Linked DNA regions of Homo sapiens: all the other regions are linked to region 1. The links are chromatin loops, found by intact Hi-C in ENCODE. Cell type or tissue: Caco-2. All regions are shown on one strand. Each heading gives the region's core, and the rest is flanking DNA. Links, peaks and the distances in the headings are about the cores only. Region 1 has its middle 43 kb from the start of HSD3B1. Region 2 has its middle 13 kb from the start of LINC00622. Region 3 has its middle 27 kb from the start of ZNF697. Region 4 overlaps LOC124904390 (a long non-coding RNA gene). Region 5 overlaps HAO2 (hydroxyacid oxidase 2).

What was found. A loop is a pair of places that touch in the nucleus more often than their neighbours do. Peaks named below come from ENCODE experiments on the same cell type or tissue, not always from the same donor. Only the 100,000 strongest peaks of a DNase experiment are listed, where the experiment ranks them.
Region 2: it touches region 1 in a loop (10-fold over the local background); 14 of 110 quality-filtered maps call a loop at or near these places.
Region 3: it touches region 1 in a loop (12-fold over the local background); 16 of 110 quality-filtered maps call a loop at or near these places.
Region 4: a loop joins it to region 1, with 4 times the contacts of the local background. A loop is called at or near these places in 16 of 110 quality-filtered maps.
Region 5: it touches region 1 in a loop (3-fold over the local background); 4 of 110 quality-filtered maps call a loop at or near these places.

What each region holds. Positions count from the first base shown.
Region 1 is chr1:119,547,222-119,553,322 of GRCh38, forward strand. No RefSeq gene overlaps it. Among named protein-coding and RNA genes, the nearest start is that of HSD3B1, 43 kb to the left of the region's middle. RefSeq lists an enhancer at 2,465-2,759. In Caco-2, for the core only: no CTCF peak of the experiment used is centred there; a DNase peak (open chromatin) is centred at 2,610.
Region 2 is chr1:119,609,047-119,615,147 of GRCh38, forward strand. It overlaps the pseudogene HSD3BP5. Among named protein-coding and RNA genes, the nearest start is that of LINC00622, 13 kb to the left of the region's middle. In Caco-2, for the core only: CTCF peaks have their summits at 2,732 (motif pointing right) and 4,876 (motif pointing right); DNase peaks (open chromatin) are centred at 2,775 and 4,905.
Region 3 is chr1:119,672,176-119,678,276 of GRCh38, forward strand. No RefSeq gene overlaps it. Among named protein-coding and RNA genes, the nearest start is that of ZNF697, 27 kb to the left of the region's middle. RefSeq lists an enhancer at 3,451-3,952. In Caco-2, for the core only: a CTCF peak has its summit at 3,527 (motif pointing left); DNase peaks (open chromatin) are centred at 3,316 and 3,586; H3K4me3 peaks cover 273 bases.
Region 4 is chr1:119,660,694-119,666,794 of GRCh38, forward strand. All of the region lies in intron 1 of LOC124904390 (a long non-coding RNA gene), which reads left to right. Among named protein-coding and RNA genes, the nearest start is that of ZNF697, 15 kb to the left of the region's middle. RefSeq lists an enhancer at 1,755-1,804. In Caco-2, for the core only: CTCF peaks have their summits at 2,649 and 2,906; no DNase peak of the experiment used is centred there.
Region 5 is chr1:119,369,965-119,376,065 of GRCh38, forward strand. The region is part of intron 1 of HAO2 (hydroxyacid oxidase 2); the gene reads left to right. It overlaps HAO2-IT1 (HAO2 intronic transcript 1), which reads left to right. Exons shown (of 2, transcript NR_046780.1): 2 at 120-367. Among named protein-coding and RNA genes, the nearest start is that of HAO2-IT1, 4.1 kb to the left of the region's middle. In Caco-2, for the core only: a CTCF peak has its summit at 2,721; a DNase peak (open chromatin) is centred at 2,747.

The DNA.
Region 1 (6,101 bases), core at 446-5,445:
AAGTTTGGGGACTTCAGTGATGACATAGTCATTAATCAACCAAAGAAGCAACGGTCAAAAGAAACACTTTCAGGGGCATTAGGGACAGAGTTGAACTGAAGCGGGTGAGGAGGTTGCTGTGGGTCCAGAGTGTGGGAAGGGAAGCTGTCTCCCTCTGGACCTGGGTATATCACAGCCATGATGAGGGTCACACTCAACATCAAGATGGCTTCTTTCTTACACAGAAAATTTACAGATGATTAACCTCAAAGCACCAAGGGACAGGTGATCAGCACCAGCATCAGGGTGGAATGGCCCTAGGCAGTGGGGTAAAGTGAAAAATGGAACACCCCTCTTGCCCCATCCACTGAACAAAATGCAAGAGCCAGCACCTCTCCAGCTCTTGTAAGGCATGCCCACCATCCATATGTTTATGACAAATAGCATGGGAAGGATAGGAGGGTGGTGGAATCTGGGACAAGAGCCTTTCCCCCTGGTTTTTCAGCCTAGTGAAACCCCACTCCTATTGACCAATGAGGGCAATGTTCACAGAGAAGTGATGGGAAAGATTATACCTCCAATGGGCAGTGAGGGGTGATCACAGAAAGAGAGGAAGAAATTGGATGGGCCAGCAGTCTCAACTGGACAAGCACAAAGGCCTCGGAGTGTTGTGGCCAACAAAATGTGCCATCCCTTCTTACAACTGTGGGTGCCAGGCAGGCAGAGCTCCTGCACCAAGCAAGCCTCGCTGAACCTCACGCCATGCACCACACGGAGGCAGCAAGTCTCGGAGGGAAGAGCAAGGAAGCCTGACCCAGTGGGGATTTTTGGGTCCCTTTCCTCCATCTAGGTGGCTCTGCAGGGTACCTGGCAAGGGAATGAATGAAAACACAGGTAAGTTCTCAGCCACCGGCTTAAGGGCTAGGTGTATATGAATACAGACAATGGAGCTGAGCTGGTCACTGGGAAAAGCCACAGGAACCAGCGGGACTTAAATGAGGCCTTGAATTCCTGGGTCCAGACAGGGGGCACAGCATGGGCAGTGGTGCAGAGGAAGACGAGGGGCATAAGGAGGCCTCCCGTCTGCTGGGAAGCATGTATGGAGGGCAGATGAGGAGCTCAGGTACTTGACAAAAGTTTCCACCACCTGAGAGCCAGGCTCTGAGGGCCAGGATGGGGCTGGGAACCCGTGATGGCCTGCTGAGAACTGGCAGGAAAGTAGCCAGAGGCCAACTTTTATGTGAAATCTCTTGATTTCTAAATATTAGCAACTAACTCTAAATTTTAAAAAACAGCTCAAAGACCTGCTCCAAGAGAGGAATGCGTGGGCTAGTATTCAAAATGTATGTGTAATATTTTATTTCTTAAAAAGTAGGTGGTGAGATGTCAGCAGCAAATCTGTTCATTCTTGGTGAAAAGTCCCAAATATACATTATTATATCGTATTGTCACCTTTTCTGTATATTTAACATAGGTTATAATTTTTTAATAAATTAAATTTGGTGGGGAAAAAACATGCAAACTAACAAAACACATTCACAGGCTGGACCCAGGATTAAGAGCTCTGATTTTCCATTTCTGCTCCCAATCTAGTGGTCCAGTGGGGGAGATAAAATACAAGACATGTTAGGTGCTGTGCATAGTAAATATGCAGAGTGCCATAGAAAGGAAAATGCTTCTGAAGGATCCATTCCCACAGGGGACTCATGGGGTCCTTGCATTTTGGCTGGATATCAAAAGATGGGTAGGATTTCAACAGACAGGAATGTGAGTGAAATTATTCCAGGCAGAGGCAATGCAGTCTGCAAAGACCCAGGTGAGAAAGGGGTCCATTTTAAGCAGCAATGAGACCAGACCAGAAAGCCCAAGGCCAGGGGAGACATGGAAGATACACCTGAAAAAAATGATGGGCACAGGCAGGATCACCTGGGGTCATCCCTGGAGACACCGTGCCTGCTTCCTTCATTGCCCTCAGAGTAGGAATTCTGTGCCCCACACCCCCTTAAAGAAGACTTGACATTCAATTACTTCACATATAACATGGCTCATCTTCTCTCAAAAATTGGACTCTACAGGAAACGAATGTCTCCTTTAGCAATGAATATTGATGGTGATGCTAAAAGCTGGGACATCATTCACTCTGCAATGGGCATTGTTCAGCTGTCCCTGGAAGATTACCTTGGCAGCATGTTGTAGGATGGACTGAAAGAGATGAAGAGGATACTTGAAGAATTTAGGTAAGAAATGAAGGCCTGATTTATGTGTTGGTAACAAAACAGACTACAGGGGCAACTGCGGCAGGCCTGAGACAGAATGGCCGCTAGTTTAGACAGGACTGGGTGTGGGCACAGAATTCCCAAGCACACACTTTCTCAAGCCAGAAACCTGGATGGCAGCCCCCCACTCCGCCCACCTATCATTCAGTGCTACGAACTTTACCTCCACAACACCTCTTGAATATGTCGTCTTCCTCCCTGGTAACATCATTCCTACTCGTACCCCCAACAGGCCTCCTTGTCTTGGAGAATCACCCATGAAACCTATCCTCAGCAGTGTTGCCAGAGTTCTCTCCAAACTAGTCTCACCATGTCACTCCCTTCCTTAAAACCAACCAATAGGGGGAGCCCCAGGACTGTCAGGACGAGCCTGAGAGCCTTAGCAGAACATAGAGGGCCTCTGAAGCCCTGGGCCCTGCCTGACACTCCAGACTAATTCTCACCAATCCCTGCCCTGTCCCCAGATTCTCCTACTTTGTGCCTCAACAATTTTCCAAACTCAGCGCTTCCTGCATGCAGCATGCTTTTATATCCACCCAGGCCGGTGCATGGTGTTCCTTCCGCTTAAAGGGTGCCCAGCTCTCCTGCCAGCACATCCTTCCCAGCTCCTTATTTACTATCCAATATGTCTCATTTTACAGCCTCTGTGTCTTGTGCATATCGAGTTGCACTCTCACTGATTTTTCATTTATATATCCTGTTCCGCACCCCTACACTGCCGTGTCTTGAGGACAGTAACTCACCATGTCATCTCTCTGTCCCCAGTGACTGACACAAAATAGACACATGGGCTGATGGAGGGATGGATGGATGGAAGGATGAAACACAAGTAAACTCATCTGTTAGAATGGAGAGAGGAAGGGATAGACAGTCAGGGAGCAGAATGCTTTGAATGACAAAGTAAGAAAGAATTCACAGATGACTTTTCAAGGTGTCCATGAACCTGAAGAAGCTAGATCATCATAAAGAGATCCAGGAGAAAGAGAAGGCGCACGGAGTGTATGGAGCTGAGAATGAACTCATTTGTGTGATATGAAGAGTGAGTGGGGTTGTGAGAGGCCTACAAGCAGGGAAATGGAAAGGCTGATGAAAGTGAAGCCCAGCTGCCAAGGTTATAAAGGGACTGGGAATTAAATCCAAAACCTGAAATGGCACAAGGCCCAGAGCATTTTTATACTATAAGAAAAAGAAAATTTGTTTTAAAAATTAAATTCAGAAGAGAATCTCACACTCTTAGGCAACTCAAGTGAGGATCACTCAACATCTCTGGCTACATGTTCTTCTTGAGACATCAAGAGACTCTGGTGGCAATTTGGAGGGATTTTTTTTCCTTTTTTTTTTTTTTTTTTTAATCATGGACCAAGATGCCACCCAAGTCTAATGAGCAGGGAATGGAGTCGGTGATCTGAGGCATGAAATAGGTTCATTATGAGGAAGTGAAGGGGGAAGGCTAGATGAACAGAAGAAAGTGGCTTGGCCACTCTGTCCCCAAAAGCAGGGGGCACTGGGGTCAGTTGCAGACTCCAAAACAGTCAGTAATCTGTTCTGGAAACCTGAAGCTCCCTATTGAACAGCGGACTCTTTCCTCAAGAAATGGAAGAACCAGCACTAGCAAAGTCAGCCATTCTTCCTAAACAGATACTGGTGACAGAGGTGTGGGCATGAGGTGGGCTGTGGGACTATTGTCATCCTAGCATGAACCCTGGCCACTGAGGTAGGAATACCCTTCTCATGAGCCCAGACCTAACTCCTTCCTGCATCAGCTGGAGTCTGTCAAATCCCTGGTGTAGCCCTGAGCAGAGCAGTTCCATGGGCACATGGCCTGTGCCATCACCCAGGCCCTGTGCTTGGCTTAAGGGGCTGCCATGGGACCCCACATTTCATTTTGCACTGATCCCTGTAAAATATGCAGGCAGTCTTGATTATGAGAACTTCTTTCAGCAGCAGGCAAAACACCTGTTGCCTGACCTATGGTGGGTAAATGGAAAAGGCTCCCTGGTTCTTCCAGGGCAGATCAATGTCCTTGTGGAGTTCAGATTTTAGAGCTAAAGAAAGCTTCCTCAGGCATGGAGGGGCACACCTATAGCCCCAGCTACTAGGAGACTGAGGCAGGAGGATCACTTGAATCCAGGAGTTCAAGGCCAGACAAGACCTCATCTCTAAAATTTTTATTAAATTGAAGTTAAAGAAGGATCTAGAGACCTTTACTCCAGCTTTTAACTGTGGGCTCCTTTCCTTATTTCATTTTACCAATGAGGAAACCGAGGCCTGGGAAGCAAGATGACTTTCCCAATGTTCACCTAGACCACCATCTGTAATAGTGACCTAGGATTTGCTACCTTTAAGATGAAAAGGGGGGTGAAGGCATAGAACTAGAAGGTTGCCCTACCAACATATTTATGAAGGGATTTAAAAAAACTGGGATGGGAGACATTTGAAAGAGGGCAGAGGGCAGGTTTAACCAGAAGTCAGCTAGCTAAGCCATTTGTCTGGCCCATACAGCCCAACCTCCCATGGGAACAACAGCTTGAGGAACGTGGGTGCTCCACGAACGGAGACAGGCAGATGTTTCATGATACAGAAATAAAAGTAGCTGGCTGTGAGAGGGACTAAGGAAAGGGGGAGAGGAGGGCAAAAAGAAACAAGTATTCTTTCATTTTAGAAACAGAATATTTCTACAAATGAGAGTGAGGGGTGCAAATCTTGAGTTCTCATTTCAATTTTGCCATCGAAGTTAAGCAAATCTCTTCACCTTCCTGGGTCTGTTTACCTTCCTGAGAAATGAAGGTTATGGCTCATTTCTAAGGTCTGTTGCCAGTGACATTGGGCTGTAAAAAAGTAAGTTGATTTGCATCCTCTGACACCTGCACACTTCTGCAGCTAAACTTCATAATAACACAAGCCTCCATGTGCTTATTTGTTTGCGTGAAGCTGAAGGCGCTTGAGAAAGTGGTTTCCCAGCACTTCCCTGGCTCTAGTGGCACCTGGCACCTCACTGGGAAAGGGGCATCATACCTCTCATAGGGTTGTCAAGGATCAAGAAGTGGGGCCAAAAAGTGTGGCCGATGCCCTCCCTCCCTGATATCTGCTGACCACTGAACTGCAAAACTTAGTGATGACTTAAATAAGGACTTTTGTCTTTACATTAAAATGTGGATGTTTCCCAAGTAGGTTTTAAAATTCTTAGAAAATCACTAGACACAAAAGTGGGCAGAGCCAATAGAGATAGTGCCTACTGAAGAGGAATCAGAAACCCAGAAAAGTCATGCCTTGCTCAAGTCCACTGCCAGTTAATGCCAAAGCTCTGCCCTGCACACTCCACGCACAGCACACCCTCAAAGGAGAGGCAGAACTAGTTCCTTCTTTCTTCCTGTTCTCAGGAAAGGGAGGCCATGCCTTCTCACTTCCTCATCACCCTGCCCCAGGAGCTGGAAATCCCAGAGGACACAGGCCACATGCACAGCAACTGCCTCTCTCCTCCTTCTAGGCTCCCAGGAGCTATGACACAAGACTTTAGGACACCCCTCAGCAGCCCCTTCTCTGCAGCACTGAGCACAACCACCTGGTAACCACCTTGCTTCCTAACATTCACACAAGCCCCTGAATCTTACAAGAGCCTTCGTGTTTGTCATTTGGTTTGATTTCCCCACACCTCATACCTGCATCTTTCCACTGCACAGATGAGAGCAAGATCAAGAATACCTATAGGGCTTGGTCTAGGCTGCAGCAACACTCAGCAGTGGCTGTGTCAGTCCAGTGAATCTCAGGCTATGAAGTCATGTCTGTGATTTCTACCAACTCTATTAACTTCAACACAGAAATCGGCAGAGCTACTTCAGGTGAAAC
Region 2 (6,101 bases), core at 645-5,644, 62 kb after region 1:
CTATCGACACCCTTCAACCACCACAGAGTGACATTGTCAAATAGCGTGTTCACCTTCTCTTACAAGAAGGCTCAGCAAGATCTGGCATATAAGCCACTTTACAGCTGGGAGGAAGCCAAGAAGAATGTACCTGAGTCTGTTAGAACCGTGGAGTGGGTTTCCCTTGTGGACTGGCACAAGGAGACCGTGAAGTCCAAGACTCAGCGATTTAAGGATGACAGAGATGTGCATGTGGGTATTGTTAGGTGATGTCATCAAGCTCCATCCTCCTGGCTTCATACAGAAGGTGACAATGGCACAAGCCCAGGTCCTGTTGTCTCCCTTTCACACAATGCCCAACTTATTGTCTTCCTCATGTCATCAAAACCTGCCCATTCCCTGGCTCAACCAGGAGCTTTCTGTCCTAATCATATACCAGAGGAAATACAATGTGATTTGCTTTTTCCAAATCTCAGTGGCTCATTCTGAACAATTGTGGTCTCTCTCTCTTTTTTTTTTTTTCCTTTGAGACAGAGTCTGGCTCTGTCCCCCAGGCTGGAGTGCAGTGGCGCAATCTCTGCTCACTGCAAGCTCCGCCTCCCAGGTTCACACCATTCTCCTGCCTCAGCCCCCCCGAGCAGCTGGGACTACAGGCACCTGCCACCACGCCCAGCTAATTTTTTGTATTTTTAGTAGAGACGGGGTTTCACCGTGTTAGCCAGGATGGTATCAATCTCCTGACCTCGTGGTCTGCCTGCCTCGGCCTCCCAAAGTGCTGGGATTACAGGCGTGAGCCACCGCGCCCGGCTTGTGGTCTCTTTTAACTTGAGGGTCGCTTTTAACTACTAGAGCTCCATTTCTCCTCTTAAATGAGAAAGGATTTCATTTCTTTTCTTTTAAATCTCCTATTTCTTCACGCAGTTCAATGTAAAGAGCAATAAATGTTTTAATGCCTAACCTGGAGGGAGGCGTGGTTTCTGTTAATACATACTTTCCTTGTTCCTTTTCATTTCCAGGTATCACCATCTTTTACCTAGGAGAGTAGCATGGAGCTGGGGATGAGGGGTGGGCAGAGTAGTGGGAGGGTCAGGAAGGGCGATGAAGACTGAATAAGCTCTACTATGTTTCAGGCGTGTACAACATGACCTACATATGACATATATTCCCTCACTGAATACTCATCAGAAACCTATCACGAGGGGTGACTATTCCCATTTTACCGGTGAGGAAACTTGTTCACAGTCACACTAACTGATTAATGGCTAGGCCTTCTAAAAGGCAGTTGACCTTGAAAGTCCTTATCTTTCCACGGAATCACACAGCCTGAACTGGTCTTGTCAGTGGTACAGCAGAACACTGGAGCATGGGGTGCTGATACTTTGGAGGGCCCCAGCTTTTTTGGGTTACCTCTTTCTTGCCCAGTCGCACGCAGGGGATTCTCTAGAACCCAGGAGAATCCCTGAGGGGCATCTGAAAGAGATTGCACGCCTTTCCTAATGGCCCCGAGCAGGGCTGAAAGAAACAAAAACGCATTCAGCCTCTACCAGCTTCGGTGCCAATTTCCTAGAAGGTCTCTAGAACACTCCTGGCTATATGTGTGTTGGCCATTCTGATCATACATAACCCTGCATTTCACCCTTTCAAATCACACAATGAGCCACACCATGGGTTCCTGGGCAAGTAAAGAAAACAAGTGTGAACTTCTCCCAAAATATACCTTCTACTCAGCCCAAAATTAGAAGTCTATTATCCCACATCCCCAGATTTAACTGCCTCTCTCTCTCCTTTCTCCTCTTCTTTAAATCACATACTTTCTTCCTTTATTCTTCCATATCCTTAGGCTCTTTCTTCCCTCCATCTCCTCTTTAATCACTGGTTCTCTCATTCTTCTCAATTTCCCTGAAGAGAGGAGGCCAATCAAGACAAGTTTGGGGACTTCAGTGATGACACAGTCATTAACCAATCAATGAAAACACACTCAAAAGAAACACTGTCAGGGGCGTCAGGGACAGAGTTGAACTGAAGCAGGTGAGGAGGTTGCTATGGGTCCAGAGTGTGGAGATGGAAGCTGTCTCCCTCTGGACCTTTGTGTATCACAGCCATGATGAGAGTCACATCCAACATCAAAATGACTTCTTTCTTACACAGGAAATTTACAGATCATTAATCAGTTGAATTTGATTACCACAATGGAGTTAGTTTCAGTGTTCATTCTGAAGAGAAAAGGGAACCACATTCTGGCCCAGATGAACAGGTTTCCACCACCTTCAAAACCCCAAGGAACAGATGATCAGCACTAGCATCAGGGGCGAGTGGCTCCAGGCAGTGGGGTAAGGTGAAAAATGCAACACCCCTCCTTCCCCAGCCACCGCACAAAATGCAAGAGCCAGCATCTCTCCAGCTCTTGTAAGGCGTGCGCACGATCCATATGTTAATGCCAAGTACCACGGGAATCAACGGAGGGTGGTGGAATCAGGGACAAGAGCCCTTCCCCTGGTTTTTCAGCCTAGTGAAACCCTACACTTAGGAAACCACCAGGGCAATTTTCACAGGGAAATGAAGGAAAATGACAGATCTCCGACGGGCAGCGAGGGGAGTTCAAAGAAAGAGACGAGGGGGCCGGATGAGTCAACAGTCTCAACTGAACAAGCACAAACGCCTCGCAGTGTTGTGGCCAACAAAATTTGCCATCCCTTCTTACACCTGAGAGTGCCAAGCAGGTAAAGCTCCTGCACCAAGCCCCGCTGCACCTCACGTGGTGCACCACACGGGGGCAGCAAAGGCTAAGAGGGAAGAACAAGGAAGCCTGACCTGGCCGGGATTTTTGGGTCCTTTTTCTCCACCTGGGTGGCTCTGCAGGGTACCTGACAAAGGATTGAATAAAAGCACAGGCAAATGCTCAACCACCGGCTTAAGGGCTAGGTGTATATGAGTACTGAGAATGGAGCTGAGCCGAAGTCACTGGGAAAAGCCACAGGAGCCAGTGGGGCTTGAATGAGGCCTTGAATTCCTCAGTCCAGGCAGTGGGCACAGACCGAGCAGTGGTGCAGAGGAGGATGGAGGGGCATGAGGAGGCCCCTCGCCTTCTGGAAAGCATGTACAGAGGGCAGATGAGAGAGCTCGGGTGCCAGACTAAGCCACAGACTAGACAGGCAGGTTCCAAGGGCCAGGATGGGCCAGAGCCTGTGATGGACTGGTGAGAACCGGCAGGAAAGTGACCATTATGATGTGAAATCCCGTGATTTCTAAATATTAGTGACTAACTCTAAATTTGAAAAAGCAGTGTGAAGATCTGCTCCAGGAGAGGGATGTGTGGGCTAGTGTTCCAACTGTATGTGCAATAATTTATATCTTAAAAAGTGGGTGGCGAGGTGTCAGCAGCAAATCTATTCATTCTTGGCGATAAGTCCCAAATATACATTATTATATCATACTCTCAGCTTTCCTGTATGTTTAACATAGGTTATAATTTTTTAATAAATTAAATTTGGTGGGGAACAAATATGCAAACTAAGAAAACACACTCACAGCCTGGCCCCAGGATTAAGGCCTCCGATTTTCCACTTCTGCTCCCAGTCTAGTGGTCCAGTGCGGGAGATAAAATAGGAGACGTGTTAGGTGCAGTGCACAGTAAATGTGAAGAGTGCCATAAGAAAGGAAAATGCTTCCGGGAGATCCATTCCCATAGGGGATTCATGGAGTCCTTGCATTTGGGCTAAATATCAGAAGATGGGTAGGATTTCAACAGACAGGAATGTGAGGGAAAGTATTCCAGGTGGAGACAATGGAGTCTGCAAAGACCCAGGTGGGAAAGGGGTCACTTTTAGGGAACAATGAGACCAGACCAGAGAGCACCACGCCAAGGCAGAAATGGAAGATACACCTGGAAAGACATGATGGGCACACACAGGATCACCCGGGGCCACCCCTGGAGACGACCTGCCTGCTTCCTTCACTGACCTCAGAGTAGGAGTTCTGTGTCCCCATTAAAGACGACTTGGGCTGGGCACAGTGGTTCACGCCTGTAATCCCAGCACCTTGGGAGGCTGAGGCAGATGGATCACCTGAGGTCAGGGGTTCGAGACCAGCCTGGCCAACATGGCGAAAGCCCGTCTCTACTAAAAATACAAAAAATTAGCCAGGCAAGGTGTTGGCGCCTGTAATCCCAGCTACTTGGGAGTCTGAGGCAGGAGAATTGCTTGAATCCAGGAGGCTGAGGTTTCAGTGAGCCAAGACTGCACTATTGTACTCCAGCCTGGGTAACAGAGTGAGACTCTGTCTCAAAAAAAAAAAAAAAAAAAAAAAAAAAGACAACTTGACATTCAATTACTCCACACATACAACATGCCTCATGTTCTCTCAAAAATTGGAATCTATGGGAAAAGAATGTCTCCTCTAGCTATGAATATTGATGGTGATGCTAAAAGCTGGGACATCATTCACTCTGCAATGGGAATTGTTCAGCTGTCCCTGGAAGATTACCTTGGCAGCACGTTGTAGGATGGACTGAAAGAGATGAAGAGGATACTTGAAGAATCTAGGTAAGAAACGAAGGCCTGATTTATGGGTTGGTAACAAAACAGAATACAGGGGCAACTGCGGCAGGCCTGAGATAGAATGGCCGCTAGTTTAGACAGGACTGGGTATTGGCACAGAATTCCCAAGCACACACTTTCTCAAGCCAGAAACCTGGATGGCAGCCCCCCACTCCGCCCACCTATCATTCAGCGCTACCAACTTTACCTCCACAACACCTCTTGAATGTGTCATCTTCCTCCCTGGTAACATCATTCCTACTCGTACCCCCAACAGGCCTCCTTGTCTTGGAGAGTCACCCATGAAACCTATCCTCAGCAGTGTTGCCAGAGTTCTCTCCAAACTAGTCTCACCATGTCACGCCCTTTCTTAAAACCAACCACGAGGGGGAGCCCCAGGACTGTCAGGGTGAGCCTGTGAGCCTTAGCATAACAGAGGGCCTCTGAAGACCTGAGCCCTGCCTGACACTCCAGACTAATTCTCATCAATCCCTGCCCTATCCCCAGATTCTCCTACTTTGTGCCTCAACAACTTTCCAAACTCAGCGCTTCCTGCATGCAGCATGCTTTTACATCTACCCAGGCCAGTGCACTGCGTTCCTTCGGCTTAGAGGGTGCCAAGCTCTCCTGCCAGTGCATCCTTCCCAGCTCCTTATTCACCATCCAAAGCATCTCTTTTTACAGCCTCCATGCTTTGTGCATAGTACCACTGCCATTAATTTTTCATTTATATATCCTGTTCCCCACCCCTATACTGCCGTGTCCAAAGGACAGTAACTCACCATGTCATCTCTCTGTCCCCAGTGACTGACACAAAATAGACACATGGGCTGATGGATGGAAGGATGAAACACAAGCAAACTCAACTGCTAGGATGGAGACAGGAGGGATGGAGAGTCAGGGAGCAGAATGCTTTGAGTGACAAAGCAAGAAAGAATGCAAAGATGAATTTTCACGGTGTTGATGAACCTGAAGAAGCTGGATCATCATGATGAGAGATGGGAAAGAGATAAGCCACATAGTGGGTATGGTGCTGAGAATGAACTCATTTGTGTGATATGAAGAGTGAGTGGGGTTGTGAGAGGCCCATGAGCAGGGAAAGGGAAAGGCTGATGAAGGCGAAGCCCAGCTGCCAAGGTTATAAAGGGACTGGGAATTAGATCCAAAACCTGAAATGGTGCAAGGCCCAGAGCATTTTTATACTACAAAAAAAGGAAAAGCTGCTTTTGAAAATTGAATTCAGAAGAGAATCTCCCACTCTTAGTTGACTCAAGTGAGGACCACGCAACCTCTCTGTCTACATGTGCTTCTTAAGACATCAAGGGACTCTGGTGGAAATTTGAGGGGCGTTCTTTTTCTTTATCTTGGCCCAAGATCCCACCCAATGGTAATGAGCAGGGAATGGGGTCGGTGATCTGAGGCATGAAAGAGGTTCATTATGAGGAAGTGGAGAGGGAAGGCTGGATGAAAAGAAAGTGGCTTAGCCACTCTGTCCCCAAAGGCAGGGAGCACTGAGGTCAGTTGCAGACTCCAAAACAGTCAGTAATCTGTTCTGGAAACCTGAAGTTCCTTATTGAACAGCGCAAT
Region 3 (6,101 bases), core at 756-5,755, 130 kb after region 1:
ACAAACAAACAAAAATGACTTACTTTTGTCTTACTAAATTTATTCCTATTTCTATTTTATAATTCCTATTTTCTTGATGCTGCTGTCACTGGAATTATTTTCTAATTTCTTCAGATTTTTAATAAAGCATGTAGAAGTACAATTCATTTTGTGTGTTAATCTTTTTATTTTTATTTCTTTCCTTTTTTTTTTAAGAGACATAAGCTCGCTATGTTGCCCAGGCTGCTCTCAAATTTGTGGCCTCAAGAGATCATCCTGCCTTGGCCTTCCAAAGCTCTGGGATTACAGGCACAAGCTAATATACCTGGACCACTTTGTTTATTAATCTTAAATCTTACAATTTTTCTGAACTCATTTATTAGTTCTAATAGTTTAAGTAAATTTCTTAGTATTTTCTATATGCAAGATCATGTCATCTGCAAATAGAAAGAGTTAGTTTTACTTTTTCCTTTCCGATCTGGATGCATTTTGTTTTATTTTCTTGCCTACTTGCCCTTCCAGCACACTACTGAATAGAAGTGGTGAGAGCAGACATTCTTGTCTTATTCCTGAAAGAGGAAGTACTTGCTTTAGTCATAAAGCTATAATAGCTAAAACAATAATTGTGGTTCTGGCATAAGAAAAGATAGGCAAATCAATGAAATAAAAAGAATAGCTCAGAAGCAGATACTAAAACAGAGAAGTTAAAATATCATGAGGGAAGCGCTACAAATCAGTGGTGGAAGGTTGAACTACTGGATAAATTGTGGCTCTAAAAAACTAGTTGGATGTTTTGGGGAAAAATCAATTAAGGGATTCACATGATACATCAATATACAATTTTAATGGATAAGAATTAAATATAGAGAAACACATCACACCATTAGTAAATATAAAATATAAAAGCAACGCCTGGATGAAAATCAAATCTCCAGATAAGAAAGAACATTTCGAAATGGCTTTCCAAATTTTTAAGTTATCATGTTTTTTGACTCGGCAATTTAACTAAAAGAATGCAAACATCATCTTTATGGATCTCAGACAATTGACTAGCTTTCTCATTGCTACATTTGCGGATGGTAGAAAGTCAATACATACTTATGAATTTAAAAAAAAGTTGTACAAAAACTTAAAGGTGTACGTTCAGGAAGGATGTCATAGCGGTGCCATTTGCGTGAGTCAGTAGCCAACAGTCACCCTATGCCTTGAGATTTAAATGAAGTTCACCTGGGAATCCTAACCCTGTCAGATGTACATTGCCCTCCCTGTGATTTCTGTGAGTTATGGCAGTTTTATTTTCTCACAGTTCTTTCTATCTTGCTCAGAGCTCTGGTTCTGTCTCAAGCCCACTTGCATCTCACCTCTTTTAGCCTGTCTTGTCTTTTTGACTTGAACCAATGTACATGTGAAATTCAATACCCTTTCCTTACCTATCTTTTCAAGATAAAACAAGACAAAGCAGAACAACAAAAACACCTCCCAAGCCATCTGAATGTGGATTTTTTACAACCACACAAACTGACTCATTCAAAAATTAATATTAGACTTTCTCATACATAAAGGCCCTTTGTCCTCTTGTCCTCTTTCCCATGAAGAATTTCTCACTGGCCACATTTCTCCATGGGCTCTGGTATCCTGCTTGTCACTTGACCTTCTCTCTCCACCTCAAGCATTTCCTGACATTTTATCAGTTCTGTGTTTTCAGGATTTGCTTTCCCATGGACTATTTAGAGACAGTCAAAATACCCAAGGGGAATAAAATCAAGCTTTTAAAGAATTAAAATAAGTTTTATTCACAGTCCTTACTGAGGACTATAGACTGAGGCCCATAGCCCAGGAGGAGTCTTTCAGAGAGGTCTGTCGGACTCCTCTAAAGCAGTGTTTCAGCCCATTGGTAGGTAGGTGGTGGAGGTTAAGTATATGCAAAATCACATCTATGTTTGGGTGCAAGAGTACATTTGATTACAGTTTACTAAAGCACATTTGGTTATAGGTAGTAGAAGCATAGTGACTAAGCCCATGAGATGTTATCGTGTGTAAGAAAAGGCAAGGGCTAGCTAGGGTCAATTAACTTTTAAGAAATATAGTGACTCAGACAAGAGGCATGGGGGATGTGCTCTATCCTGTTTTGTCAAAGTATCTTTCTGGAGAGCTGCAGGCCTCACAATCAGGGGCTTTGTAAAATTACCCTGGCAAGCAGAAACAGGCAAACACCGCTCCTTCCGTTTGTTTGCTACTTTGTCTCTCGGTATGCAGAACAATTCTGCTTTCTAACCCTCTCCATTCCTGGACCTTCTTTGCATGTCTAAAGCTTTGATAACATCTAGACTACTGGAGGGACCATTAATTTGGCCTCAAGCTTTAACAGTACAGAAAATGGGTGGAGGTTTCCACATTTCAGACTTCCTTTTCTCTTTTACCCACCAAGATTTACAAGTAAAAGGAAGCAATATGGATACTTGTTTTCCCTCTGCTATGAAATATGCCTTTCTTCTTCCCTTACAAGTGGCTACAGACAGTTTGGGTTTTAAATATTTTTTTTCACCAAGCTACATTTGTAAAAGTAAGAAAATTAAAAATGATCCAAATGATCATCCATAGAAGATACCAGGTTAAATAAATCATGATACAATAGACTGAAGGATGTAATCGGTCCAGATGTTCTGAAATGGAAAGATGACCAAAATCTATTGTTAAGATACAACAACAACAACAAAAATGTAAGTTGAAAAGCCAGTTGCCCGAACGTATGTGTAATATGAAACCATTTGGCAATGTCTGGATGCATTATTGGTTGTCACAACTAGGCGGTGGTGGTGGTGGTGGTGAGGCTACTACTGGCCTCTAGTGGGCAGAGGCCAGGGTTGCTGCTTATCATTCTACAATCCACAGGGCAGCTTTCCAAAGAATTTGCTGGCCGCAAATACCAACAGGTCTGAGATTAAGAAACCCTGTTCTAGATGAATATACACCAAACTTTCAACAGTGGATATCTCCAAGAGTTGAATTATAGAGGAATTATACTTTTTCTAAATTTTTAATCTATTCGCATTTCTTGTAACGAGCTTATTATATTCAGAAAAAAATGTGAAAAGCTATAAACAGTTGGAAGAGCTTGCACATAAAAAAATAAATATTTCTAATCAAATTACACAGAAGATGAGCAGATAGGGAGAGAGCAGTGCCACAGAATCTAGGACAGGAGAGACCTCCCTTCCCAAGGACACCCAGTTGGGAGGGAACTCAGGTAAGAATCAGCCCTTCATTCAAATGGAGGAATTTCCTCCCGAGAGCACATCTCACCAATAGCCAGTTCTTTCCTAGTCTCACGGGGCGGTGCTCTGTCTTCGGAGATTACGGGTGGTCGAAGGGGAGGGAGGCCGGGTGTGGAAGCTTGTGTTCCTCCCTGTCTGAACATGATACCCAGAATCCAGGGGTTTGGAGAATGTAACTGTTAGGTGCTTAATAGAACATAAAAGTACACGTGAAATAGAAGTCATAGTGCTATTTATTCTTCCACGGGGCAAATTTCCCTTTTTAATTTTTCTCTAGTTGTTTTGTTACACTGGAATCTCTTGAGCGCCATCTGGTGGACAGATTTCCATCACCCAATCAGATGGTCAGCCTTCCCCACAAACATTTTAGTCACACTATGCCTCTGTCCGGCAGGATCATGTCTTGTCTTCAATGCCCCAGCACTTTGTGCAGTTGACACATTATAGGTAACCAGAGTCTGTTTGTTGAAGTAGTAAACATTGGTCCATTAGAAGCTGGGAGTGAATATTGAAGTCAGGTATGAATTGGCATTGGGAAGAAGGAGCTGAAAAGCAGGAATAAGCTGTCCTGATTGTGAAGGGTGAGTGCAATGCCGGACTGAGAAATAAAACTAACTCCAGGCCAAAGAGCGTTGGAGATTCCCAACAGGCTCCCCAAGGACACACAGGGAGCCCAGTAGAATTTTCCTGGAGCCTACTGAATTTCTGCTAGGAGTGGACTCGGCCCTCTGCCCAAATGAGGTGCCATGAGGTACACAAAGGCTCTAATATGTAATTTGACACTTCCCTGGGTAAAACAGAAAGTACACTGGCCAGACCCCAAAGTAAACTTACGTACTTCCTCTTTACCCCTTTTTTTCTGCTTTAAAAAATCTCAGCGATTCTTTCCTGCCTTTCTTTTTTTTTTTTTTTTTGAGACGGGGTCTCGCTCTGTCACTCAGGCTGCAGTGCAGTGATGCGATCTCGGCTCACTGCAAGCTCCACCTCCCGAGTTCACACCATTCTCCTGCCTCAGCCTCCCGAGTAGCTGGGACTACAGGCGCCCGCCACCACGCCCGGCTAATTTTTTATATTTTTAGTAGAGACGGGGTTTCACTGTGTTAGCTAGGATGGTCTTGATCTCCTGACCTTGTGATCCGCCCGCCTCGGCCTCCCAGAGTGCTGGGATTACAGGCGTGAGCCACTGCGCCCGGCCTCTTTCCTGTCTTTCAGCTCTGCTCCTCTCAATTCCCCAATAACACAATCCCTAGTCTCCTAAGAGTGGGCCCCAGGATAGTCTGCAAACTCATCACCTTCTAAGGGGGACTGCTGTCACTGAGTGGTCCCAAGTGGGCACTAGAGGCCAGTGTTGCAATGTTTTCAGTCTTTTCAAAAGAAATAGAAATCTTTATTATCTTGTGAAATCCCTTAGTTTGGAGCCAATATTGGCTCCAATTACTTTTGAAACACTCCATGGGCCAAAAAGCACTTGTGTTTATGGCCAACAATTAGTAACCCATCAAAGAGGCTCTCTGGACTGAGTGTAGTGGCTAATGCCTGTAATCCCAGCACCTTGGGAGGCCAAAGTAGGAGGATCACTTGAGCCCAGGACTTGGAGACCAGCCTGAGCAACATAGCAAGACCCCGTCTCTACAAAATTTAAAAAATTAGCTGAGTGTAGTGGCGTGGGTCTGCGGTCCCAGCTACTTGGGAGGCTGAAGTGAGAGGATTGCTTAACCCAGAAGGTTGGGGCTTCAATGAGCCATATTCTTGGCACTGCACTCCAGTGTAAGTGATAGAATGAGACTCTGTCTCAAGAATAAAAAAATTAAAAAATTAAAAAAAGAAGATTTCTAAGCTTCTTCCCAACGTTTCTGACACACTGTGACTCTAACCTCTGCCCACATTTCTACATGGCTAATTTTTAAATAAGGTCAACTGCTGATCCTAGGTCAGCAAGAACCACAAGGTCAGGAGTGTTCTTTCTTCGAAGTTTCAGGTTAATCAGTTTCTGTTTAGGAAAAAGAACAAGACTTCTCTTTAGGTAAGGTATCTACCAGAGCAGCCCCCACTCCCACCCGAAAGTCACCTGAATACAGCTATTTCCTGTGCCTCTTTCTGCTACAAATCTCTGCAGCATGTTTTGTTTTATGCATCAAAACTAGATCGACCTCTGCATTCTGATCATTCCCCCACGGTGTTGTCTTTTTCCAAACTTTCTGTTTTCATTAACTTAAAGTCTATGATGCTATCAAACTGATTAAGCTCATTCCAACCAAGCACCACATGCTGAAGCTAGTGAATCACATTGCCAGTTGGGCTTTAAAAAGAACAGGTTTGAATGTACATCCTAATGTATTATATACTATATTGTGAATATGGATTGTGTTGAAGCTATAATTATGAGGGATTTAATACATTGGGGTCTACATTCAACCCCGATGTACACATACTTATATATATGTAAAATGTTTAGCCCATTAACTTTGCCTTGCTGACAGTTGTGGGAAAGTTTCTAGAGTTGTCAGTCACAAGGTCTTGTGAGAATCTGATCTAAGCAACTCAGCCTTCCCTCAAGAAAAAAGCACTCATAAGCAAACAATTTCCCAAAGTCTGTGCATAGACCCTTAGGCATACCTGAACCCCAGGTAAGAACTCCTGCTGTATCAGTGAGGGGCAAGGCAACTGCTCAGAGCCTGTAGGTCTCATTTAATTTGAAGGTGGCTGGTTGACCCTAAGCTCTTTCTCAGTACATCACGCCTTCCAGTAGAACTGAACCAAAACTCTAAGACACCCTGTTTATGCTCCCTTGGGAATTTAGGGCCCTTACCATGTATAGCTTCTCTGGGGTGGTTTCTGATGCTCATC
Region 4 (6,101 bases), core at 740-5,739, 110 kb after region 1:
GGCTGGGATCTCTAGAGATAAGGATTATGTGACAGGCTTTGTAAGCACAGAATCCAGGGGAGTAACTATTGTAAGAGTTCAGACAGCTATTAAGAACAATGTTGAAAAATTAGACCAAGTGGAAAGAGAAAGAGATACGAGCTGTCAAGCCAGAGTTCAGCTAAGCAAGCTGGTTAATGGTTAATACCAGTAGCTTCTCTATCTGTGTGTTGCTTACGTCAACCCCAATTCCTCATCCTATTGTAGAGTTGGTACTTAAATCTGAAAACTCAGGTGTGCCCTGAACTGATAACCAGCTGAGAAAGTATAGGGAAGAAAGGAATGGGTGGGCAGGGCTAAAGGTAACAGTAGAGCAAAGCAGAGGTACTGGGTTCTCTAGAAGGTGGCAGATATTGTTATCAAAGAGAGTTTACCCAAGAGACCCTGAGACATTGCATTAGCAGACCAGGACACATGACTGTTTCTTAATTCTATCTCCAGTTTAGAACTACATGTCAGGTAGAGTTGACAGAAGCCAAAGAAAAAGAACAAAACAAAACAAACAAAAAAACCCTAAAGTTAGAGAAGGAACCACATGTCTGCTATAAGTAGTGTTTAGAGAGCAGGGAAAGAGATGAAATTTGTTTTCCTGCTTCTCACGTCTCATTAAAATATAGATGCTGTAGGTAGGGTATTCATCATCCCCTTCTTTGGTAAGCCCTCAGATTGCAATGGGCCACCTTGTAGTAGTGTTGTTTGATGACACAGTCAGGAAGGATGGTTAATGCACAGCAGTAGGTGGACAGAGTTCAGTTGGTCTTAAATATTTAGATCTGGTGCCCATCTAGGGATGGTGCTATGGAAAAATAATAGCTGGTAATTATTAAGAGTGTAATATATTCCAGAGACTGAACTAAAAGTCTTAAGGGTATTTCCTCATTTGCTTCTCCCATCAACCCAATTAGGCAGTTATTACTTTCTTTATTGTACATATGAGGACACTGAAGCTTAGAGAGGTTCAGTAACTTGCCCAAGGTACACAGCCAATAAATAGCAGAGATTTTCCAACCCAGGCCTGCCTCCAGATCTCATGGTGGAAATCACTTTGCTGTCCTAGGAAAGGCACTGTTAGCTCACATGGCTGAAAGGAAAGCTAATGCTACATTTTTTTTTTTTACCCTGCAGGTTAAAGAGTTAAAAATAGAGGTGAGATGCTTATTTCCTTACACTTTTTCCTGCATTTTTCTTCATTTCATCACGCATTATACCCCACATCCAGGTGCTGGTCTTGTGCTTTCGGTTACATGTTGAGTTGTGTGGAAGGGCAAGCCAGGTTTATTTCAATGGAAGAGTGTTCATTCATCAAATTGACCTACCATTATACAACACCAATGCAGATGACACACTCTACCAGGGTGTGGAGAGGAGTGTGCACAGTCCTCACACTCAGGAAATTTACAGCCTCCTTTGGAAGATAAGACATGCCTGTAAAAAGATAATCGAAGGCAGCATATGATCAGCACTAAACCACCAGGAAGAATAACTGCTCTTCATGTCAGAAGAGGGAGAGAGAGCACTTCTCAGCGGGTGGTCAAGGTAGGATTCCTGGAAGAAGGCCGGTTCTGAAAACTGAGAGAGCTGTTTATTTTTGGGTAGTGGAATCATGAAATGAATCACAGAGAGAGGAAGTGAAAGGTGTGTTTGGGAACAGCAACAGCACCAGGTTGACTTTAGCTAGGCCCACTAGGGGAGGAGTAGGAGATGGGGCAGGAAAGTCAAGCTGAAATTGGATTGTGCAGATCCTTGAAAACAATGCACAGCAGTTTGAATTCATTAAAATAAATAAGATTCAACGTAAAACACCAGGCCTACATAGGCACTTAATAAACTGGGGAGGTTTGTGTGCAACAATAGCAGAAAGAGTGAGAGCTTTGGAAATAAGGTCAGCCTGAGTCAAATTCTAGCTCTGCCATTTATTAGCAGTGTGACTTTGGGCTACTTAATTTCTCTGAGTTTCAGTTTATTCATCCCTAAAATGTAAATACTTCCCATCTCACACAGCTATAGAGCAGGGATCAGCAAACCTTTTCTGTAATGAGCCAGATTGTAAAGATTTTAGTCTATGGACCATGCAGTCTCTGCCATTGTATGGTGAAAGCACATTGACAATACGTCAACAAAAATTAGCAAGCCTGTGTTCCAATAAGACTTTATTTACAAAAAGTCAGCTAGCTGAATTTGATCTTTGGGCCACAGTTTACCAATCTCTGTTACAGAAGATTAAATTAAACATCTATAAAACACCTAGCACAAAATAGATTTTCCATAAGCATTCCAACCTTTGACAATTTCTTTTGTCCCCTCATGAAGTGGCTTCTATCTCCATTCCCACACTCTGTTGTAGTTGAGACTTATGCATGTATTATCACTTGTTTGTCTGTGGTGCGGCCATAATATTGCCCCATAAAAATGGATTTCAAAACTGACAGAGTTTTTGAGGTTCTTAAGAGGATTATTTGCTAAAGGCATACAGAAAAAGGACCTTTGCTAGTCATAATCTTAAGTGAGAACCATGTCCAATTTCTGGGCTGAGGGGATATGAGGCAACGTGCTCTGTTCCATCCCTTCACTTAAGGCTATAAGAAAAAAGCACTGAACTCCACACACTGAATTTGGAATGAAAGGGAGCCCCCTCATGGAGGTTTACGAAACACAGTTGAATTCTGTTTCACTACTCCAACTAGGATTAACCAAGATGAATTTAACTTGTGAGCAGTTGGAAAGAGTTAACTTACTCTTTCCAAGCCTCTCATGCTACCTCTCTCTCTCTCTCTCTCTTTTTTTTTTTTTTTTTTTTTTTTTTTTTTGGAGACAGGGTCTCATTCTGTCCTCCAGGATGAAGTGCAATGGCATGATCATGGCTCACTGCAGCCTTGAACTCCTGGGCTCAATTGATCCTCCTGCCTCAGCCTCCTGAGTAGCTGGGACTACAGGTGTGCACCACTATGCCTAGATAAATTTTTATTTTTAGTAGAGACGAAGTCTCGCTGTGTTGCCCAGGCTGGTCTCCAACTCCTGACCTCAAGCATCCTTCCATCTTGGCCTCCCAAAGTGTTAGGATTATAGGCATGAGCCACCATGCCTGGTTGTGTTACCTCATTTGGTCAACAACTGCATTGTGAGATAATTTTGCTCCTGAGGAAATTGAAAAAGAAGTAGTTACAAATTGGGCCAAGTCTGCACTTCATAAGTCAAAGCAATTTAGAGAGAGCAGGCTAGGTGTTGGAGGTGGGACACAGTGGAGAAGGCTTACCAGGGCCAATAGTGGGATGCTTTGCCAGGCCCCACAATTTTATGTAGGACCTGTTGTCAACACCATATCACGCTGAAATACAGTAAGATATCATCAGCCTTTCTCACTGAAGCCTCTCCCACTGCAAAAGAGTTGTAACTGAGCTTGCTAAGCTCTAGGCACAGCAGCCCTCCAGCTGGTAAGCCAAGCTAGCCAACAGGATGACCTTCATGGCTCTTTACCAACAACATCGTCCTTTAGAGTCACAGGACACTCATTTGCAACTGGCTCTTCTTCATCCCCTCTCCCCCCGCCAATAAATCACCTCCTTAGTTGCTGAATGAGGCTTGTTGGCTGTGGGACCACATCCCTGGGCTCTGCATTGCAGCAAGTATACACAGTCACCCAGGAGCCCTCTGTCATCGCCTGCGAATACTAGAAGCATGAGAATAAGAAGTAAGCCCGACCATGTTGAGGAAGGGGAAACTAGCTTTTGTTCCACAGAGTGAAACCTCAATAAATTGGCCATCTGATTCCTCCTTGAACTGTATAAATAATAGAATTTGTAAGGTAAATTAAGAGCACCAAGACTGTAGTAGGAAGTATTCTATTAGCTTAAGAAAACAGACAGATCTGAAGCAAACCCAAGTACAACTCCTAAGGAGTCTTGTTCCTTAAAGCAGTAGTTCTCAAACTCAGCCTCTACTTATTCTGTAAACCATAATTTTTTTAACTGAATTTGAATCAAATAATGGCATTTCTCCAGGGAAAAAAAAGTTAATGGGAAAATTTTCTCAGTTCTATCTATAATTGTTTACCATTTACTTATACTAAATCTAGTGTGAGCACTAATATATTCTTTTAGTGAACATTTAACATAGCAGTATTTTATCAAATTTTTATTTTGTTTTATTTTTGGTGAAGAGCACTTTCACCTCAGCCTATTTTTCACCTGAACATGTTTAAGGACCATTAAGATCAACACTACTCACAGAGTGTTATCTAAGAACAACGGGCTAGCTAGTATTTCATTATTCTTCTGCTTTAATGACAAAACAAATTTCCAACTTGAATGCAATTTTACTGGATCAATCTCTTATTTACTTCACTCTGCAGCCCATTAGAATGAGAATTTTCTCTCCTTGGTTGACACCCATTCTAAAGAATTGGGCTCTCTCCTTGATGGATCTCCAGGATATTCAGTGTCCAGTTGCCTCCCTCTGTTGCTGATCTCTGATAATCCTTATCATAGGGCTGACTTCCCTGTGAGCCTTGTCTTTATGTAAGGACCTAACTGGAAAGCCAGAAGACAAGAACTGGCTAGAAATGTTAGATGTGTTGGCTAAATATGTTGACCAGGAAGAATTAGGTTTGCCACATTTAGGTTAGAATCTTCAACTGATTGTGGGTCCAAGTTCATTTTTTTTTTTTTTTCTAATTCTCAGTTTCTTAATTTGCTTGTCCAGGCCTTACCAATAGACTTGCATGTGGACATGAGCAACACTGTTCCTGAAGGTCCTGTGTGTGCTCTGGGCACATAAGCCTCCTAACTGCCATGGAGATTTGGGAAAAATGAAGTAGATGTCCAGCTGTCTCTGGTGGGGCCCATTCTGGGACCCAGAAACCAGATTAGTAGGGTGACCAATCATCCTGATTTGCTTGGGACTGAGGGGCTCGTGGGACTTTGAGTTCCAAAACTGGTAAAGTCCTGGATACAAGAGGCTCAGGTGATGTATTTGCTGGTTAGAAAGGACTAGAGCCTTGTCTGTAATTGAGGTTCAGAGGTCTACTGAGCTATCTAAAGAACTGGAGAACCCTGAAGGATGCAGGACACTAGGGACTCTCAACTGGTCCCCCGAGAGCAGATGACCAGGAATAAAGAAATGTATCTAGAGCAGGTCAACTGAGCAGTAGCGTCTGGAGTCAGAGGAGCAGGAGCTCCAGGCATAATGCCCAGTGGTACTTGCTACCCTTCCATGCAGTCCCCCTTTGGTCCCAGGCTACCTGTGAGCTCTGGGAGGGTAAGGCAGTGGTAGAAATGCTAGAATTGTATCTAAGAGCTCACATGGCAGAGCTGAGGGAGTCCTCTCTGAAAGAACTGGACATGTGGATATACTGGCCAGAGAGAAGAGGGCACGGGAGACTGGGAGAGAGAAAGAGATGTCAAGAGAAGGACAGCAGTGGCAAGGCCAGCACGGGAAATGATGAAAGTAACAGTGGACAACAGAGGAGATGGTCCACAGAGCCCCTGATTATACATGACGAAGAGATCACCAAAAACTGATGGTTCCCCAAAATTATGTATTTTCTGGGAATTCTCAGATATAGCTGGAGAATTGAACACTGAAAAAATAAAAGCCTACTGATCAGCAGTTATGGGCAGCATGAAGGATTGAGATTTGGATTATTATTGCAAATATGATCCTGGGCTATAATTACATAAAACTGCCTAGTAAACATACAGACTATAATTACATTAAACCATTTTATGTAAATTTTCTATTGAAGTAAAAGTACATAGAGAAAAGCACACTAATCACAGGTGCACGGCTCGCTGAATTTTCCCAAAGAGAACATACCCATGTACCCAAAATCTAGATGAAGAAACAGAACATGAATATCATCCCAGAGGCCCACCTAATGCCCTTCCCAGTCACTGCCCCCTCCCAAGGGTAACAAGTATCCTGATTTATAACACCATACACTAGTTGTTGTATTTGTCTGTTTTTCAATTTTATATAAATGGCAACATATATAACTCCTTCATTTGCCTTTTTTCACTCAACATTGTGAGATTCATTTTTATTGTTACATGAGATTGTAGTTTATT
Region 5 (6,101 bases), core at 677-5,676, 180 kb before region 1:
AACAACTTAGTGAGATAACACATAAATATTTATTTCTTCCTTACACAATATCAGCTGATCTCCAGGGCTACCCTTTTCCAAATGGCGTTTTGGGAATCCAAGTGGCCTTTCTCTTACAGCTTTGCCTTCTTGAGGATGGAGGATCGCTGTAGAGGAGGAAACAAAGCTGGAGGGTCACATACCAGCTCTTCAATCCTTGGCCTAGAATTCACACCTGCTATTCCCACTCCCAGGCCATTGGCCAGAAGAACTAGTCACAGAGCCATGCCTGTATTTAAGCAACAGCGAAATGTTAAGCATGTGGGGAGCAGTATATGCCTCCGCCACCCTGGCTGAGAGTGTGTGTCAATAAACCTTCTTGGATAAACTAATGAGTAAATCTGACAGAGGGTTTAAATTATACTATGACAGAAATACTCAAATCCTGAAGCAGCTTTCCACTTCCAGAGCCTCAGATGAAATCACACATGTCATCAACAGGAGGAATAATGAACATGGAGCTGCCTTTATTAACAATCTAGTCTATACAAGGCACTGTTCTAGAAATTTCAAAGGGGCCATACTGCTTAGTCCTCATGGCAGCCCTATGGGATGGATGTTAATATTCTCCTTTAACAAATAAATTTTGCACAGAACCGTGGTGAGCCAGTAGTAGAGCTGAGATTTCAGCCTATGTTTGCCAAGTGCCAAAGCTTATAATATAGTCTGTCTTCTCTACTCCACTGACTCCCTCAGTCATTAGTTCCTTGGGCACAGTTGATCGGTGGAAAGCAATGGCCTTCAGAAACACAGTCTGGGTAGTTGCCGTAGACAGAGAAGCCAGGAGGAAGGCAAAGAGAGAAAAAACTGCACTCCATAGCTGGGCTCTTCCATCCCCAACTGCTCTGCCTTTTCTCCTCTCTCTCCTGCTACAACCCAGTGATTGCCACTGTGAGATATAGGTACACCTGCAAGACCTGAAGTCACTAGTGGACAGAGTAGACGTCAGAGCCTGTTTTGGAGCTTTGTGTGAATTCTGATGTCTGTTTTGCACATTCTATCCTTGTTGAGCAGATGAAGAGGCAGGTGCAGTGATCTCACAGTGTCACATAGAACTCCTTTCCCAATGGCCTGGATTTTGTGGGAATTGACCAAGCTCATTTTATGCAACTCTCTGACCATTCAGAACAGAGACTTAAATGTCTCCCCCATACCAGTAACACTCCATACTGGCTCAAAGACATTGGAAACAAGTCAGAAGGATTCCAGGTCAGGCTTTGCCATTTCTGTTGCATTAGCTTGGATACTCACGTGAATTATCCGAGCTTTAATGTTTTTATCTATAACATGGGGCTCATACATACACTCTCTGATTGCCCACTGGATTGTTGTAAGCACCAAATGGAATAACGTATAGAAGAGTGCTCTGTAGACTGTTAAGACAGATTTAAACATAAGAAGTTATTTTTTAGTGATTGGCTGAATAATTAAGATTTTTTTTAACTTTCTGATTGAGTTATGATTTTTTGAGGGAAGAAAGCAAAGTTGCATATGTCCATGACATTTTAATCCTCTAAGGTCCGTGCCAACTCTGTCATTCCATAAACCACACTTGGCTGTGCCCATTTTCTTCTTTCTATAGTGCTTAAGAGCCAGGCCACTGGAATCGTGACACATTACTAGATATGTAATATTGAACAAAGTATTTTAACCTCTTGAACTTCAGGTTTCTCACCCGTGAAATGGGGATGATAATATTTGTGTTGAACATTTCCACAAGGATTAAAACAGTCATGCATGTAAAGCAATTTACACAGTGCATGGTACATCATGGAGTACTTGAAAAATGGTTGCAATATTATTGTCGTTATTATTATTCATATTAAGGAACCATCATGCTGCCTCCAGGGCTCTTTGCATAATCAAATTATTCCACTGTTTGAAAGAATAAGAAAGTCCTTATCTTTCAAAACACTATATAAACATTTGGATCAATGTCTCCCAGTATGCCCTAAACTATGTTCAACGCTCTATGGACAGCACACAGTTTACAATATGGCTGGGTTCCAAAACTCTACTTGGAGGGCATTTGTTTGAAACTCAGAACAGATTTTCCCACAAAAGAATGCTATTAAAATAGCGGTTGGATTCCCAGGTGACTGAAAATACCCACTTGATACACAAAATAGCAGAAGATCTGGCATATTTGCAATGCAAATTACTGTAAAGCAATGTTATTGTATTGCTGGTCATTAACCAAAACTGAAAACTAAGAAAACTGTGTAATAAATCATTTTTAAAAATTTCTTGTATATGCAACTGATGAAGAAAAGTAGGCTTAATTAGAGGAAGAGATAATTCAGTGGAAATGTAAGTAAGAAATGTTAAGATGCCTTTGAGGGTATTTTCAAAGGTTTTTGAAGTTCTTTGCTAGGTCTAATGCGACTTCAAAATTGTTTCACTTTGTTCTTCTTGACATAAGGGACTACATAGCACAATTATTTTTGGTTTGCAAATGAAAAAGGAAATGAGATGGGAGAGATTAGGAAAAGAGAAGAAGGCGTGAGAAAGATTTCCCTGAGAAAGGCACTCAATAGTTTGGAGAAATCGAGAAAGGAGGAAGAGGCACATCTGTGTAGTAAAACGGATTTCAATTACCTGGTCTGAGAACAGGAAAAACAGCTGGTGTGACAGGCCGTACCTCTTGTAAAAGGGAATAGTGACAAGACTGGTCAAGTAGTTATCCACTGAAACCATAAGGTGGTGCCACGGGACCAGAAAAGTTCTTGAAAAGAAAGACCTCCAGGCTGGGGAGGAGGAGCAAAGGCAGGCTTGAGCACCCAGCTGTTTGTTGTTGGCAAATATGTCTAAATATTGTGCTGGTTCCCTGTTCTATACTTTATTGCCATGAAGTAAATGCTGAACTAGAATGTTCATATGACCTCATCTAAACAGCTCCCTGTGTTTATGGGCAAAGAAAGCACAGAATATGAGTACTTGAAGGACCTCAGCTCAGCTTTTAATTTCAGGTGGCTTCAAATCTATCATGGATTAAGCTGAAATACACAAAAATGTATATTTTCTCAAATGAGGAAACTGAGACTTGGAGCGAAGACATGTAGCCTGCCACTGTTCAAATAAGTGTTAGTAGCTATCTCTCTTGAAGCAGCCTGCCTCTCAGGCTGCCACACACACCACTCCACTGACTGGATGAAGCAAAAGTTTATTCCGTATTCCAACTTCAAGTGGAGCTCCTTTTACTGGCATGGCTAAGCAGGGTCAGAAGGAGTAGAGGTGAAGGTGGAATGATAAAATCTAGTGTAGATGAGTTGAGTCTCTAGAAATCTTGGGTCTGTGCTGAGAAGCTAATTCTCATGTAAGGAGAAGCTAATTCTAAGTTATATTGCCAGGCTATCCAGAAGCAATTTCAAGAGTCATATCGTATTTCAGAAAGAACCCTAAATGCAGAGACAGAAGACCTGAGTTCATTTATTAGCTGTGCTGCCAAACTTGTGCACATCTCTCTGTCTCTCTAGGGTCCTTCTTGGCTCCATCAAGCAAGTTATTCTCATAGTCTTCCAATCCTCAATAGGCAGGATGTGTGGGAGGCAGGACAATGGTAGGTAATTGCCTAATTAGGTCACAATAACTTCAGAGTGAGCATGTCCTTAACATAAACATGCCCCACCACGGCAAATCTCAAAAACTCTTTCAATCCGTGACACACAAAGCTCCTAGAGTAAAGCAAAGATATGAGTCACTCCCTATCATGACTAAAGAAGCCACTCTGAAGAACTCAAGCATCATACTCCTCATGGTAGAACATGCTTACAGGTTGAGAAGGGAATTTTCATTAGTAGAAACAAAAAAAGGCTAATGAGAGTGGTTGAGGAGTGGCAGCCTAAAAAGGAGAGATTATTATATAAATCAGAATAAAACAAACAAAAAAAGGGCCATTATGGTTCAGAAGGCTCCTGCATCCTTGATTCACAATGTGTGAGAGCTCAGGGAAGAAGCCAGAGCTGATTCTGGGCTGACAGGCACCAGGAATTAATCCTTGCCAGATCTGAACTGGACTGGCTTCTTTTCCCCTCACTCCCATACAAATGCCATCCTTGATTCCTCAGATCACTGCAATGTTAGAAACACTCAGTTCCCTTTTTACTCTGAGGGCTGACCTGCTGTTCCTGGGCATCCAAATTCTTCCCCCTGCCCTCTCTTCCCCATGCTGGGGGCTCATCTGCCTCAGTCACAGGAGCATTTTCCAGTGCCATTGATTCATGTCTTCCCTGAACCCAACACTGCCATCTGCACATGGCTCTCCTAGTCTCCATCAGCTCTGGGACCCTTCTCCTCTCCCATCACCTCTTTCATTCTCAGGGTCTCCTCTAGCTTCAGCCTCTCCCCTGACAGTGCTGTTGTTGACAATGCCATGGTGATGGCTATACCCTTTGTATCCACTATCCTTGAGGGGAAGACTGATTACAGCATTTTCAGCCAACTTTGAACAGTCTAATCTCTCAAACTAGGCCCGTAAAATGTAGCCTTGATATTATCTGACATTCCATTGGGAAACTTGGCATAAGTTCCTAAAGAACTAGGCCAGAGGTTCTGGAAGGACACCATCCTATAGCACCAAGCAAGTGTACCTTAAAGTGAGTCATCAGAGGCTGACTTTTCTCCCCCGTTGTATCTCCACAGCCTACCCTGCAATTTTCACGCTGAGATTTCCCACAGACTGTGTAGGGGGTTTCCATACAAATATAAGCTGTGATAACCCTGAGTTCCTAAAGCAACACCAACATGAATCATATGAATCATACAAAATCTTCAAAGGAAGACAACTTTTTATCTGTCTGGTGTTAAATCAGATTGCAATATTAAAGAAAACCACGTCTTCCTTGAAAAGCCTGCCAGCTTCTCTACTTCCTTCCTCCTTCCCTCAGTCAGGAGAGTTTGAACTTCAGATTGTTAGCAACAGGTACTCCTGAATGTCCTTGCCCTCAGATTTCCTCCTCTTTGTCACTGGTCTGCTAATTTTACCTCACTGTTTTATCAGACAAAAAGCCTAAAGAGGTTCAAGGAGCTAAAATGAGCTAAAATTTCTAGAACAATAGCTGGCAATTGGTCAATTTGCTATTTTATTCTTTTCTCCTCTGTCTCTTCTTCTTGGGCAGTAGGAATAAAAAAGGAAAAAAGAAAAAACATTGAAATGGAGACAAAATAAAATGGGAATACAAGAAGACAAAATAAAGTGGGAATACAAGAAAACCATTAGATTACTTGAATCTTCCCTTTAATTTCTGGTGGCTTCAAGGCTGGTAGGGATCAAATTGAAAGAAAGTATATACAAATATATTGTGCTAAGTTCTTCACTTCCAAATTTAGGAAAAGCTTTGAACAAGGAAGGTATCCTTTTCTTTAATTATAAACCTTATATTAAACCTCTAACCAAAATAATAGACTACTAAGATTTACATATATTATATTAAAAATATATAATTGTATTTTTCAACCTACAAAATTATCTCGAGTTCAATATGGCAAGTCATTTATGAGAACCAACTATTGTGTTCTTTACCTGAAATTGAAAATGAGAATGTCTATCTTTAGAAGCTACCAGGACACATGAGTTCAGAACCATCTCTCATAATAACTTACTACCTGATTGTATTAGTCCATTTTCATAGTGCTATGAAGAAATACCTGAGACTGGGTAACTTATAAAGAAAAAAAGGTTTAATGGACTCCCAGTTCCACATAGCTGAAGGGGCCTCACAATTATGGCAGAAGGCAAAGGAGGAGCAAAGGCAAGTCTTACATGGTGGCAGGCAAGAGAGTGTGTGCAGGGGAACTGCCCTTTATAAGACCATCGGATCTCATGAGACTTTTTCACTATCATGAGAACAGCATGGTGAAACCCGCTCCCCCATGATTCAATTACCTCCCACCAGGACCCTCCTATGACATGTGGGGATTATGGGAGCTAAAATTCAAGATGAGGTTTGGTTGGGGACACAGCCAAACCATATCACTCCACTCCTGGCCCCTCACAAATCTCATGTCCTCACATTTCAAAACCAATCATGCCTTCCCAACAGTTCCTCAAAGTCATAACTAAT